Linked DNA regions of Homo sapiens: region 1 is linked to region 2. A link is a contact called in ENCODE Hi-C or POLR2A ChIA-PET data. All regions are on one chromosome and are shown on one strand. Each heading gives the region's core, a stretch centred on a gene start or an enhancer-like site at or near the end of the contact. The rest is flanking DNA. Distances are from core to core; before and after follow the strand shown.

Region 1 (4,873 bases), core at 1,964-4,463, 2.5 Mb after region 2:
CCATTTCCCAATATTTTTGACTCAGACCAGAAAAACTGGTCCTCAGATTGAATGGGTACAGCCCCCACCCCCTTCCAAAGAGAGTGCAGCCCAGGGCAGATCAAGGAACACTCAGAGAGGAGGGGGCAGTGGCTGACCATCCTCAGCAATTCAGACTCCTTCCATAACTCCAGGGGAAAGGAAGTCCCTGGGCTATGCCTCTCTAGAAGAAAGAAGTCTGAGACTCCCAGTAAAACAGTCCCCTGAACCTGGCACCTCCAAAACAGACACAAGACCCAACTTTGGAAAGGACAAGGGAGAAAAAATGGACCCCTGCAGCTGAGAAATCACAGTTTTCTTGAGACCCAGATCAAATTTCAGGTCCAAGAGCCCATCTCCATAGGGTCTTTGGAAGGGGGATAGGAGAGAAGACACAATGGGATAATACAGGATAGAAAACAAGAGATTTGCCACTAGAGCATTCTGGCTTAGAGACGGGAGGTTGAGACAAGGAATGTATACAACATAATAAAAATAAGGCCTCTGCAAATTCACCAATAAAGAGAAGGCAAATGGCTCACAAACCCAGGGAGTGGACTCAGTAGAGATAAATCGCAACTTTAGTGGTTCAGTGAGGTCTTCTGTTTTTTTGTTTTGTTTTGTTTTTTTTTTTTTGAGAAGGACTCTGGCTCTGTCGCCCAGGCTGGCGTGCAGTGGAGTGATCTCGGCTCACTGCAACCTCAGCCTCCCAGGTTCAAGTGATTCTCCTGCCGCAGCCTCCTGAGTAGCTGGGATTACAGATGCACGCCACCACGCCCATCTAATTTTTTTTGTATTTTTAGTAGAGGCGGGGTTTCACCATGTTGGTCAGGCTGGTCTCGAACTCCTGACCTCGTGATCCACCCACCTCAGCCTCCCAAAGTGCTGGGATTTACAGGCATGAGCCACCACGCCCGGCCTTCAGTGAGGTCTTAAAGTCTCTCTAAGGCAGTGGCTCTTAACCTCTTTGAGGCCTCAGACTCTTCTGAGACTGAAAAAAACCCCAGAAAAAGGTACACAAATCCAATTGTGCATATTGTTTCAAGGTGCTCACCTGTGACAATGATCCGATGGCCCACAGACTGACCACCAGTTAAGAACATTTGCGGCCAGGCACGGTGGCTTGCGCCTGTAATCCCAGCACTTCGGGAGGCCAAGGAGGGCAAATCACGAGGTCAGGAGTTTGAGACCAGCCTGGCCAATATGGTGAAACCCTGTTTCTACTAAAAATACAAAAATTAGCCGGGCGTGGTGGTGCACACCTGTAGCTACTGGGGAGGCTGAGGCAGGAGAATCGCTAGAACCCAGGAGGCGGAGGTTGCAGTGAACCGAGATCCACCACTGCACTCCAGCCTGCCGACAGAGCAAGACTCTGTCTCAAAAAAAAAAAAAAAAAAAAAAGAATATTTGCTCTAGTGGAATCAGCAAATACCTACAAATACCTATCTGGGTTTGGGACCGCTCCCCAGAACGTCTTAGTCTGCCTCCCCAGTAGCTGAATGTGCTGTCAAACAAGTAACAGATGATTGGGCTGAGCTTGGACTCCAGGAACTGTTACTTGGTAACAGCTAAATGTGTAAACCATTTGGGGGAAATCATGCCAAGGAACCTGAAAACACACACATACACACATTCTCTAAGGGAGGGGCCTTATGAGCTGAATGGAGTCTTTCTGCAGACGGGTGAGTGACCCAGGATTGAGTTCACTTTTAGCAGACACTGAGAGAAGCAGCCCACACAGGAGGCTGAATGAAAGAAGCCTGTTCCCCAGAACACGCCCCTGGGACACAGCCAGGGGAAGGGAATCACTGGGGATGCTACTAAGGGTGCCTCTGGGAAAGACAAAAACACTCATTTGAAGGTTAGTATCTGCAGGATTGGGACTTACGTATGTAGGTATTTATTTATTTATTTTTTGAGAAGACAGGCAATCCCTGGAGTAAATTCTAGAGAGGCAGAATTCTGTGAGTGCCCCTTACTGCGGCAGGCATAGTGTCAGAACGGGGATGGAGCCATAAGCTGTCCAGTGTCTGAGGGGTCTTCCCACTACCGCCCCCCAAGCTGTTTAGGAAGGTTTCTAAGAGGTGAAAATCACCCATCTGGGCAAATGAGACCTACCAGCTGTCCCTCACCCCACATTTTAGTTCAGCTGAGCCAGCTGAAAACACAGAGGAAAGTTAAGGGTGGAGAGGAGTAGGCTAGCTGGCCAAACTGTGCTGTGCACTTTTCCTTATCGTCTCTTCCAAAATCCTCTTCCCAGGAAGACCTCCAGGGACCCCATAACGGCAGAACTCGGCACTGCACGGTATCTGCCAAGGTTGGAGACCGCGGCAGGCGCTGGGACTGGCCCATTGCCAGGCTCGACAGGAGGGCGGCGGCAGCATCCTCCAGCCCCTTGAGGACCTTTCCCCGGCCAGACTTGGCGTCAGCTCAAGGGTGGGGTGGCACCCCGGCCATCTGTCACTTAGGGGCTGGACTCGACGATACCTCCAGTGCGAGGAGGGTCCTTGCTGCGAGATTCCAGTCCTCGCGGCGAGACGAGGCGAGGCCTCGGGCACCCTGGGGCAGCCTGGCCCCGCGTGGCCCGCCCCGGAGGCGCGCATAGCTCATTCTCTCCACTTGGGCGTGGAGCTCAATTTTGTACCCACGGAACCAAGAAGGGCCTGAGCCCGGCCAGTGAGGAATCGGAGTGGGACCAGTCGCCACCGCTTTCTCTACTTCCCGTCCCGGCATCCGATGGGGGAACCCGGATGGAGCCAAAAGGCGTCCCGATGAGCCCGAGGAGCCTCGATAGCTGTGCCCGGGAGGGGTGAGGCGCGCCAGGAGGGGGACCATGCAATGTGGCAGAGGCAGAAGAGGCAAGGATGGCGGCAAGCCCCATGCAAACTCCCAGGAACTGGAATATGTGTGTGTCGCGCGGGGGGAGGGGAGGGGCGTCGACACGCGGCCACCGGCCGGGACCCCGGGCGAAGGCTAACCTAAAGCTAAGACCCTCAAAACTTCCGAGCAGGGCGCGTGGGCACCGAGCCCGCGTCGGGGAAGGCGGTTCCGGGTTGGGGGACGGAGGCAGGAAGCTCCTAGGGCGAGCGGGCTCCAGCCAGCGAAAACAGCCTCCCGTGCTCACCTCTGCCGAAGTCCGTGCGCGGCGCTTCTTCCACAGGCCCGACGAACCCCGCAAAATCCGGAGCACCCCAGCAGCCGGTAGCTTCCCGGGATCCGGCTTTTGTCCCGGCCCAGCCGGACTTTTCCCCGCCCCCATCGGCTCGCGGCGAGAACGGCCCCGCGATTGGCCACACGCGTTCCCTAGCCTGAGCGCCAGGGCTCCTCCCAATTCGCTGCTGGCTTGGCTCCGCCCCACGAGGGCGGGCCCCGGGGCCTGCTGGGACTTGTAGTCCCGCTGGCCCATCCACCGCCTCTTGGGAGCCTGCGGGGCCGGGGCGGGGCCCCGGGTGGGGAGATGGGCCGGGCTAGGCTGGGAGGAGAACGCGCGGTGCTGGGGGTTGTGGCCTGATCGCTTGAGGGGCTGGACAGATTGCCACTCGGGGAGTTGGGGGAGGGGCGGGTAGGATTAGCCCAACTGGCTGTAACGCAGCTTTGGGACCTGGAGTACCCTTGCTCCTTCCCTTGGGAGAAACGGACGTCTGCATCTCGGCCGCACCGAATCCGATTGCTTAGACAGTCTCCTTAAGCAGCAGTGTCTGGCAGGCCGCTTTCCTTTAGCACGTGGAGCCTCTCTCCTCCCTGGACTCTCCCCACTGGGCCGATGAGGCAAGGCTGAGCCGAGGCTAACAGAGCATACTTCCCAGTGTGGGATAAGGCAGGGGCCGCGGTAAGCAAGTGGGGCTAGGAGGGTGCAGGCACAGCGCTGTCCGTCCCACTCACCTGCTCGCCTCAGCACGGATCAGGGCGGAGCTAGGAATTCAATGCGAGATTCCAGCGAAGGGCTGGAGCCATCCCAGACAGTCTCTTGTTCCCACCAACCACAGGCTTAGACACTGGAATGAATGAACTGCTGTCTCCCCCTTCTCCATTACCTGAGACAGATCGAATTTTCCAAACCAAAAACTGGGACATCCAATCTGACAGGTGCTGGTGAACTTGTGGGGCAGAATATGTGAAATCAGTCCTGGAAATCAGGACATGTATTTACCACTCTGACATGCTGCAGCCTCCCTCCCTACCTGCACCCCAACCCTGTAGGTCCGGAGCTGCTCCCTAAGCCTAACAGCTGTCTAGCTCCAGGAAGGAGGCCAAAAGCGTCCACTGACCGACTCAGGTGAAGAGGTCAGCCCAGAATGCAGGGAAGCAGCAGGCCTGTCCCCCTGCCAAGCACTTTGGGTCATACTCACACTGCAACAGTGTTGCGACATTTGCAGACAAAATCTTCTCCAAGACCCCCTCCCCCAATCCTGTTGCTGCCAGGAGTAAGGTAACTGAACTTGCTACCCATGCCTGAATCAAGTGTTCCCTGATGATGTCACTTTCTGGTCCCTTCCCTCCCATTCATCTTTTTGAAATAGCAGTTCCTTATCACCTCTCTTCTCTTGTCCTAAAATGGGGGTGGCCAGTCTTGGTGGCTCACACCTGTAATCCCAGCACTTTGGAAGGCCAAGGTGGGGGATCACTTGAGGTCAGGAGTTCAAGACCAACAAGGCAAAACCCCATCTCTACAAAAAATACAAAAATTAGCCAGGCATGGTGGCACACGCCTATAAATCCCAGCTACTCTTGAGGTTGAGGCATGAGAATCGCTTAAACCCGGGAGGTGGAGGTTGCAGTGAGGTGAGATTGCACCACTGCACTCCAACCTGGGTGACAGAGAAGGATTCTATCTCAAAAAAAAAAAAAAAAAAAA
Region 2 (4,675 bases), core at 1,001-3,500:
TTGCACCCAAGGAGTACATCTTTCTTTTCTTTTTTTTTTTTAAGACAGAGTATCACTCTGTAGCCCCAGCTTGAGTGCACTGGCACAATCAAGGCCTATTGCAGCCTCAACCTCCCATGCTCCAGGATCAAGTGATCCTCCCAGCTCAGCCTTCAGAGTAGCTGAGACTATAGCTAATTTTCCCTTGAAACAGGGTCTCGCTCTGTCGCCCAGGTTACAGTGCAGTGGCATGATTCTGGCTCACTGGAGCCTTGACCTACAGGATTCAGGTAATCCTCCCACCTCAGCCTCCCAAGTAGCTGGGACTACTGGCTTGTGCCACCATGCCTAGCTAATTTTTGTATCTGTTGTAGAGACAGGCTTTTGCCAGGTTGTCTAGGCTGGTCTCCAACTTGTGGGCTCAAGTGATTCGCCCGCTTCGGCCTCCCAAGGTGCTGGGATTACAGCCTTGAGCCACTACCTGGAGCTAATTTTTTATTTTATTTATTTTCAATTTTTTTTCTTTTTTTTTTTTTTTGAGACGGAGTTTTGCTCTTGTTGCCCAGACTGGAGTCCAGTGGCACTATCTTGGCTCACTGCAACCTCCACCTCCCGGGTTTGGGTGATTCTCCTGCCTCAGCCTACCAAGTAGCTGGGATTGCAGGCATGCCACTGTGCCTGGCTAATTTTGTATTTTTAGTAGAGAAAGGGTTTCACCATGTTAGCCAGTCTGGTCTTGAACTCCTAACCTCAGGTGATCCGCCCACCTCAGCCTCCCAAAGTGCTGGGATTACAGGAGTGAGCCACCACACCCGGCCTTTTTTTTTTTTTTTTTTTTTTGAGACGAAGTTTCGCTCTTGTAGCCCAGGTAGGAATGCAATGGCGCAGTCTTGGCTCACCACAACCTCCACCTCCTGGGTTGAAGCAATCCTCCCACCTCAGCCTCCCAGGTAGCTGGGATTACAGGCATTCACCACCACGCCCGGCTAATTTTGTATTTCTAGTAGAGACGGGTTTTCTCCATGTTGGTCAGGCTGGTCTCGATCTCCCAACCTCAGGTGATCCACCCGCCTCAACCTCCCAAAGTGCTGGGATTACACGCGTGAGCCACAGTGCCCGGCAATTTTTTTATTTTTTTTGTAGAGACAGGGCCTCAGTATGTTGCCCAGGCTGGTCGCGAACTCCTGGGCTCCAGGGATCCTCCAGCCGCAGCCTCCCAAAGCGCTGGGATTACAGGTGTGAGTCACTGCTCCCGGCCTCACCTTTCGACCTCTGCTCCAAAACACACTCTTTGTTTTTCTTGAGAAACCTGCTGATAAATATCTGTACTTCGATGCTCCAACACTTTTTGAGCGACTATTACGTGCCAGAAACTATACAAAAATAATCAGGCAAGGACTCTAATCTGCAAAGCTCAGAGGAAACTGGAGAAGATAAACAATAACACAGTTCACTGTATCAACAGAACTATGCCCAAAATGCTAAGGCAGCATCTTAGCCGGAGTGTGGAACTTTAGAAAATCTTAGTAAAGTTCCACAGAAAAGTTGTTTTTCTGCAGTTCGTAGTTCGGTCAATAAAAGAACGAAATTCAGCGCACTTTAAAAATACACAATGGCACAGGATCTGAACACTTGACATTGTAGAGAACTGCTGGCTGCTAATAAATATAAGGACCTAATCATTTCATTGATGCCAAAATAGTCTCCAGTACGTTTACACACAGCCCTAAATTTATTCAGGCGTCTCTTCTGGAACGAGATGTAAGCTGATTTTGTATTCATTTGCCCCGTCTCCCACCACTTTAGGCCAAAAGTGCCCTAGTCGAGCATGAAATCTTCACAGAAGTTGAGAGTCCCCATCGCCCTAAAGTCGAAGCTCTATAATCACCAAGGAGGGTATAGTGACAATCTAAAACTAATACACATTCCCTCTCCTGGACTCTATGCCCCTAAAGTGGCCCCCATGGGACATCTGCAAGAACCTCCTCTCACAAACTGGCTCCCCCAGTTGTGTCCCGCCCCCTCCTTTCCCCTACAGTCACTTACCCTCGGTTTCCCCCTGAGCTTTCATCCTGAAGGCGAGGAGAAGCTAGATCCGCCACAAAAGGATAAGCCCTTCCCCACCACTAACGGAGGAAACAAGTTGGCTCGGGATCCCGGGACGCAGGGCACCAGCAGTCCCTACTCTTCCCGGGAAGGATCAATCTGAAGTCCCCGGCGGCAAGAAGAGAAGGGTGCTCGAGGCCGCCGCCATCTTCCCCAACGGAACTTCCCAAAATTCGCGAGATAAACCGTGGTCCTGCCAGAGAGAGGAAGAGGACAGGGCATCGAAATCTCGCGAATATTGGTCAATGCGTCGGCCTCGCGAGATTTCTTTCAGCGCAGTCTTCCCTTTGATCTGAGCTGTCTCAGGCCTCGCGCCGCTGGATATTAAACCTGCCGGCCGGTAGCTTTCGGCTCCCCTGCGGAAACCGCCATTTTTTTTTTATTTTAGCAGTTAAACAGCTCGCAAATTAAAATCTCCAGATCCCTGTACTGAAAGACTAGCTTTTCTTTTTTTTTTAATTTTTTTTTTTTTTTTTTTGAGATGGAGTCTTGCTCTTGTCGCCCAGGCTGGAGTGCAATGGCACGATGTCGGCTCACTGCAACCTCCGCCTCCCGGGTTCAAGCGATTCTCCTGCCTCAGCCTCCCGAGTAGCTGGGATTACAGGCACCCGCCACCACGCCCAGCTATTTTTAGTAGAGACGGGGTTTCGCCGTGTTGGCCAGGCTGGTCTCGAACTCCTGACCTCGCTGTCCGCCCGCCTCGGCCTCCCAAAGTGCTGGGATTACAGGCATGAGCCACCACACCCGGCCATGACTAGATTTTCAAAGGCTATTGGTATCAGGAGTGTCTTATGAAAGATAAGTTTAACCTGAGATACTAGATGCAATAATTACATCCTAAGAAAGATAGTGGCGCATTGTAACATGACGTTCAAAGCGAGCCTATAGCACAGTTAATTCCCCTTTTCTCATTTTTTTAGTTTCAAAACTATTTCTGGCTAGGCGCAGTGGCTCATGCCTGTAATCCCAGCACTTTGGGAGGCCAAGGTAGGTGGATCATCAGGTCAGGAGTTTGAGACCAGCCTGGCTAACATGGTAAAACTCCGTCTCTACGAAAAATACAAAAATTAGCCAGGTGTGGTGGTGCGCTCCTGTAATCCCAGCTACTCGGGAGGCTGAAGCAGGAGAATCTCTGGAACCCGTGAAGCGAAAGTTGCAGTGAGCAGAGATCGCGTCACTGCACTCCAACCTGGGTGACAGAGTGAGACTGTCTCAAAAAGAAAAAACTGTATCCTTTACTATCCTCAAACTAAGTGTTCTTCACTTAGTAAGCATCTGTGGAGTCCTAATATGTGTATATTTGGAGCTGCTAATACAAACATGAAAACACGGCTGGTCGCGGAGCTACTCAGGAGGCTGAAGCAGGAGAAGCGCTTGAACCTGGGAGGCAGAGGTTGCAGTGAGCCGAGATCATGCTACTGCACTCCAGCCTGGGTGGCAGAGCAAGACTCTGTCTCAGACAAATAAACAAACATGAAAACACAACCCTAGCGCTTGATAGGCTAATCTTATTTAGAGTTCCGAAAATATGATTGGTCACTATAATCATAGGGGCTCAAAATTTTTTCATTAATTATTATGCCCTAAGTACCAATGCCAGATACCCAACTACACTTTATCATGGAAACTCTATACAAATAAAAAAAAAAGTCTGTACTAAGTGTTGCTAGGAAATTTTTAACTTTATAAAGCTTATAAATAAACTTTACTAACTTCTGGTTACAGAATGGAATGAGAAGTTATCATTTGTCATCTGAAAATGCAGATGAGAGACACCATTGGAAAAGTTCTACTCTAGAAGATAAGAGAGCAATGTCCTTTGGGAGGCTGAGGCAGGTACTTGAGATCAGGAGGTCGAGACCAGCCTGGCCAAAATGGTGAAACCCCATTTCTACTAAAAATACAAAAAATTAGCCGGGTGTGGTGACACATGCCTGTAATCCCAGCTACTGGGGAGGCTGAGGCAGGAGAATCGCTTCAATCCGGGAAGTGGAGGTTGCAGTGAGCCAAGATCGTGTCATCGCACTCCAGTCTGGGCAATAAGAGCAAGACGGAGTCTGAAAAAAAAAAAGAAAGCCATGTCATTAAACAAGAAAAGTATTCAAGGTACATATAGGAACAGTATACATAGGAAAATGGGTACAATGGGCAAATTGTAAGTGACTAAGCTTTGAAGGAGGCGCCAAAGGACTCTTTTTTTTTTTTTTTTTTTTTTTTTTTTTTTGAGACAGTGTCTCGCTCTGTCGCCAAGGCTGGAGTGCAGTGGCACAATCTCGGCTCACTGCAACCCCCGCCTCCTGGGTTCAAGCAATTCTTCTGCCTCAGCCTCCCAAGTAGCTGGGACTACAGGTGTATGCCACACCACCCAGCTAATTTTTTTGTATTTTAGTAGAGACAGAGTTTCACTATGTTGCCCAGGCTGGTCTCGAACTTGAGCTCAGGCAATCCACCCACGTTGGCCTCCCAAAGTGTTACGATTACAGGCATGAGCCACTGTGCCCGGCCCAGAGGACTCTAAACCTAAAATCTAAACTAACAAATTGGTTTGTTGGGGAAAAAGAGCTATTGAAACTTTAGTTAAATATTTCTT

Evidence for each region. A loop is a pair of places that touch in the nucleus more often than their neighbours do. ChIA-PET counts read pairs that join two places held with the same protein, here RNA polymerase II (POLR2A). Pooled maps may share reads with other maps.
Region 1: a loop to region 2 is called in a pooled map, with 9 times the contacts of the local background. The contact joins the promoter of ACLY here to the promoter of MED1 in region 2. A Hi-C loop is called at or near these places in 8 of 50 pooled maps. POLR2A ChIA-PET finds 5 or more read pairs at or near these places in 2 of 52 experiments (A549 and BJ).

What each region holds. Positions count from the first base shown.
Region 1 is chr17:41,915,738-41,920,610 of GRCh38, forward strand. ACLY (ATP citrate lyase) reads right to left here and starts at 3,214. Exons shown (of 29, transcript NM_001096.3): 1 at 3,143-3,214. RefSeq lists silencers at 2,617-2,856, 3,337-3,596.
Region 2 is chr17:39,449,013-39,453,687 of GRCh38, forward strand. It overlaps MED1 (mediator complex subunit 1), which reads right to left and starts at 2,251. Exons shown (of 17, transcript NM_004774.4): 1 at 2,026-2,251. The coding sequence starts at 2,050.